Linked DNA regions of Mus musculus: region 2 is linked to region 1. Evidence: chromatin contacts called from ENCODE Hi-C data. All regions are on one chromosome and are shown on one strand. Each heading gives the region's core, a stretch centred on a gene start or an enhancer-like site at or near the end of the contact. The rest is flanking DNA. Distances are from core to core; before and after follow the strand shown. Region 1 has its middle 6.2 kb from the start of Gm31068. Region 2 holds the start of Mmd2 (monocyte to macrophage differentiation-associated 2).

Region 1 (2,584 bases), core at 62-2,561:
GAGGACAGCAATTTCAAGGCCTGCCTGTGTGACCGGAGCTCAAGACCTGCCCAGGTAACTTAGTAAGACCTTGTCTCAAAAGGAAAGTCAAAGAGGATTGGGTTGAAGCTCATTAGTAGCTCACCCACCTGGAATCCCCCAGTGAGGGGCTGGGGTGTGGCTCAGTGGTAGAGCCCCTGCCTAGAATCCCCCATTGAGGGGCTGGGGTGTGGCTCAGTGGTAGAGCCCCTGCCTAGACTCCCCCAGTGAGGGGCTGGGGTGTGGCTCAGTGGTAGAGCCCCTGCCTAGAATCCCCCAGTGAGGGGCTGGGGCGTGGCTCAGTGGTAGAGCTCCTTCCTAGAATCCCCCAGTGAGGGGCTGGGGTGTGGCTCAGTGGTAGATCCCCTGCCTAGAATCTCCCAGGGAGGGACTGGGGTGTGGCTCAGTGGTAGAGCACCTGCCTAGCATGCCAGAAACACTGGGTTCAGTCCTCAACACTGAGAGGGAGAGGGAGAGAAAAAAAAGAGAGAGGAAAAAAGAAAAAAAAATTAAATATCCCATTTGATCCTTGCTTTCATGGACCATAATAACTTCTAATGACCCCTATTTAACCTCCAAGAAGTACGTTTTACACCCAGGAGGGACCCATCCCACCTGCTGACTAATGTCTCCCTTGCTGTTGCTGTCTAACACCATCGAGTCTCATCACCTCCCATGAGCCCTCAGGTCCGCGCAAGCGAAAGCTTCTGTTGTGGTATTAGGCTGACCTCACACCCTGTCTGAAGGTTAGCAGTGCTGGGAGCCCTGTGTCTTGTGTCCCATTCATAGGCCTTCATTTTTTTCTGGCACACTTCTATCACAGAAACCCAGGGAAGGAGCTGCCTGTCCCCTTTACCCAGGACTCTCAGGGTGACCAGTCCCACCCTCACACACGATCTCCCCTCTGTGGGGTCTCACAAAAGAAATCTAGAATTGTTGTGCTCCAGCTCTAGCCCCGACCTTCCCAAGCTGCTCAGGTCGTGAGATTGGCCTGGCACAGACAGAACGAGGACCCCGGGTTGCAAGCAGGCAGCCACCAAGGCTTTATCGCAGATTTCTGCGGAACAAAGGCCCTGCCGGCCCTGGGAGCTCACGCTGTGGCCCTATTGAAATCTTGAGGTAGCCTTCTATTAATCACCCCCGCCCCCCACCCCCACCCCCGTGCCTCAGAGGCCAAAAAAGGGAGACACACAAAAACCTCTTTTCTAAGCAGGAAGAGCTTTGCGGAGACCCAAGCAGAAAGATTTCAGCCCACAAACCCCTCTCTCTGCCAACCGCATAGATCCTTGGGCCTCCTAGACTCGTACAAACAAACAAGAGAAGCCTGACTGGACGGAAGGACGGAAGGAGGGGGAGCAGACGGACGTGACCAAAAGCCCTGTGAACTCTAGGAAAGCAGCCTGGGTGAGGGAGGGCCCTCACAACCCCTCCCTTGTCTTTTTAGAAATCAAAAAGACCCGATTGAATGTTTTTGGTTTTTTTTAGGTACACAATGAGAGCATAGGCAAAAAAAGAAACAAAAATCTCACTTCCTAAAGAAACGAAGAAGAGAGAACAAATTTTTAGAGAAAGATTTTTAAAAAAAGAAAAGTAAAAACAAATATTCCATTCCTTCCTTCTTCAGACGTGGCCTTAAGTCGCAGCTCGTCTCCACCTCCCCAGTGTTCAGTGTTAACTGGTAAGGAATGCTATATTGTTCAGTCGTTGGTAAATGTTAGGTTTGGCTTCCGAGGGTTTGTAGGGAAATAAAGAGGTGTACACTCACACATGTGTATGGAAACCAGAGGCCAACAGCCAGTGTCTTCTCTGCCTTTTAGACTTGTTTTCTTTTTAATGCATATGTTCATGTCTACATGTGTGTTTGTGCACCTGAGGACAGTGTCTTCTCTGCCTTTTAGATTTGTTTTATTTTTAATTTACGTCTATATGTTAATGTCCTGCTGAGCCATCTCTCCCCACCATCACCACCATTTTCCTTTTATCAGTGGAGCCAAGCACAGCTTACTCCTTTCATTTTTGCCACAGGAGGCCAAGCCTAAAGAGAGGAGAGCTGGGCTCTTGCCCTGAACCGGTCTCAGCTGATGCTGATCCCAGGGCCAGGCCCCTTCTCTCCTTTATAAGCGGGATTCTGCAAGGTCTCCAGTTCCTGGGAAACTCATTTTAGGAGAGTCTCATGAGCCAGCAAGGTAGTGGTTGCCCAGCCTCCCACAGGCTTGCTGGCAATGGCTTGCCTGAAAGCGCTCTTTGTCCACCATAGCTTTACAGACACCTCTCAGCCCTCGCTGTGCATTTGTAAACAGGTAAATCAAGCGCAGACAAGCTCACTTCAGACATGGCCACTGGCTTCTGCTGATTCCCGTGCTGGCCTGATGGGAGGCCACCCTACCACTGTTTGAGTTACCTGCTTGTTTCATTTATTAGGTGTGACGGTTCTATCGACTGCCAGGTACAACGGTGCACATGTAAAATCCCAGCACCTGGGAGGTGGAGGCAGGAAGAGCAGGAATGCAAGGCCATTCCTAACTACTTAGGGGTCTCAAGGCTAGCCTGAGCTACAAGAGCCCTT
Region 2 (2,584 bases), core at 48-2,547, 240 kb after region 1:
TCCGTGTAAGGCTGACCTGGGCCACATAGTGTGTTTCAGAGAAGCCTGGGCTACTAGGCTATAGAATGAGACATTTTTTAAAAATAAAATTAAAAAAAGGACTAGGAAAGGCATGACAAGATGGCTCAGCAAGTCACGGAGTTTGCCACAAAAGCCTGGAGACCAGGGTTCAATCTCTGGAATTCATAGATAGTGGGAAGGAAAGATTCAACTCCACAACATTGTCTGACCTCCATATATGTGTGGGGTACACAACCCCACATGCAATAAAAATAATAGTAATAATAATGATACTCGTTCAAGACAACCAAATCAAATCAAAATGCACACCAGATAATGAAAACTTCGTATTAAAAAAACACAATGCAAAATAACTCACAACTAACGTGTTCAGATGGGAATCAGGTATACAAAATGTTAACTAAAATATACTCTTGTGAGTCCCAGCCCTAATTTCAGCATCCAGGGGGGCTAAGGCTGAAGAATTAAGTTCAAGACAAGCCTGGGCTACATAGTGAGATCAAGGCCAGCCTAGGGTATGTAGCAAGACTGTCTCGAAAACAGGAAAAGAAGGACCAGTGTTCCCGAGCTAGACAGAGCTCTGTGAGGTCAAAGGACAGCTTGGTCTACAAAGGAGGGTCCAAGCCAGCCAGGACTACTATAGTGAGACCTGACTCAAAAAATAAATAAATAAAATAAAAGAAAGAAAAGAAAAGAAATCTGGGTTCAGGGAGGACCCCAGAGAGCTCCACAGGGATGGAGCAGTTCCCCCACCCTTAGATTTGCTTTCTAAGGATCATCTCATATAATCCTCCGTGGTTCCGAATGGTGGAGACTCTCAGAGTTCACCGGGTCGCAAATGTGGAAACTGAGCTTTGGACCGAAGAAGCACCTCGCCCAGGGGAAAAAGGAAACTCGGAGAATCCGCTGCGCTGAGCGCAAAAGCGGGGTGACAATTACCACTCCGTTATGAAGAAGCTGGGTTGTTCTAGCCCCAGGCAACGGGGTCTGTGCATCGAGCCCAGTTCTCCAGACAGTGGGGAAAGGAAAGAAGGATCTTGGTGTCCTGGCCCCTGTCTATCACCCCCTGACCCGCTACTCACCTTGCATATTTGGTTTTCTGGAAATCCAGCAGCCTGGCCAGAGTGAACATCGCCGCGGTTCCATCAGCGCCCAGACCAGGGCTGGGACGCGGGAACACCAGGAGCCGCTTCGGGAGGCGCAGCAGGTTGGAAAGGTGTCAGATCCTCGGGCTGCTCCAGGGCCTTGAACAGACCCGATCAGTTGCCTCCGGAGCCCCGAGCCCCTGAGCCTGGAGTCTCCCGGATCGCAAATCCCGAGCAGATGGTGGCGGGGGCGGGGCGGGGGCGGGATATGGGGGGGACTTGGGCGCACGCTGCCAATCGCCCGGCTGGGAGGCCCCCTCCCTCCTGCTAGCTTCTCCCCGGGTCCCCTCCACCCCATTGCTGTTCTAGCCAGCAGAAGACAGCTTGGACTAGACTGAACTGCCTCTGTTACGGCTTGCCATCCGGGCAGCACTGCAAAGCCACAGGGGACGCCTGGGGACCGAACTAGGTGGCACCCTCAGTTTACTTATTGCAGGCTCTTAGCCCTGAATCCACCCTACCATCCAGGACTCTGTGTCTCTAGGAACCATCTTGCTCCACCCCCTCCCATTCCACCTTCGCCGCTGCTCCCCTCCCCCCTGCCCCCTGCCCCAATCCCCATTCACATCCACATCCCAGTACCAAGATGGGGACATTCCATCATGTTCAGAATCTACAGCCCCAAGTCTATCCTCATGTCTTCAAACTCCAGTTTTCTTTTTATTATTACTTTATTGCATTTTAATATTTTAAAGCATTTATTTTTAATTTATGTGTGTATATGTGCGCAGGGTGGGGGTGGGGCTATGTGCATATGTGAGTGCAAGTGTGTGGAGATAAGAAGTCTGGGATCCCCAGGAGCGGGAGTTAGGGGCAGTTGTGAGGCAACCGAAGCGGGTGTTGGGATTCGAACTCCAATCCTCTGTATGCACAGGAAGCACTCAACCGCTGAGCAAGCTCTCCAGCCGCCTGCAGTTACGTATTTATCATGCGTGTAGAGGGCAGAAGGCAACTTGCAGGAGTTAGCTTTGTTCCTACACCATGGACAACTTAGGGACAAAACTCAGGTCTTCCGGCTTGAAGACAAGCATCTTTACCTGTTGAGCTGGCTCACCAGCCACCAGATTCAGCTTTCTGCTTTAGGGGGGGGCGTGACATCTTTGGAGGACGTGGGAACCCAATCTGTCTCTGAACATTTTGAACACCCCTTGAGGGAGCTGCAGGGGCAAGATGGTCTTTGGTGTTCATGACAGCTACTATTGTTGACTTTCCACTTGGCAGGATCTAGAATCACCAAAGATACAACCTCTGGGCATGTCTGTGAGGGATCTTATTGGTTGGGTAAGGGAAGGAAGGCCACCCCTAAATGTGAGCTGGACCTTGATCCTGGGCTGGGGGCTGGCCTTGAATAAAAGAAATATTGTGAACTTAATGCCAGAGTTCCTGTCTCCTAGATTCTTTTTGTTGTTGGTGGTGGC

What was found. A loop is a pair of places that touch in the nucleus more often than their neighbours do.
Region 2: a map of heart shows a loop between it and region 1 (2.6-fold over the local background). The contact joins the promoter of Mmd2 here to the enhancer-like site in region 1. A Hi-C loop is called at or near these places in 1 of 37 maps with a recorded cell type or tissue (heart).

The regions. Positions count from the first base shown.
Region 1 is chr5:142,370,605-142,373,188 of GRCm38, forward strand. No RefSeq gene overlaps it. Among named protein-coding and RNA genes, the nearest start is that of Gm31068, 6.2 kb to the left of the region's middle. Within about 2 kb of position 1,312, at least 1 of the 3 ENCODE cell types and tissues checked has a DNase peak (open chromatin) inside an H3K27ac peak, as active enhancers do; it is heart, where a contact is called at or near this core.
Region 2 is chr5:142,607,455-142,610,038 of GRCm38, forward strand. It overlaps Mmd2 (monocyte to macrophage differentiation-associated 2), which reads right to left and starts at 1,298. Exons shown (of 7, transcript NM_175217.6): 1 at 1,104-1,298. The coding sequence starts at 1,153.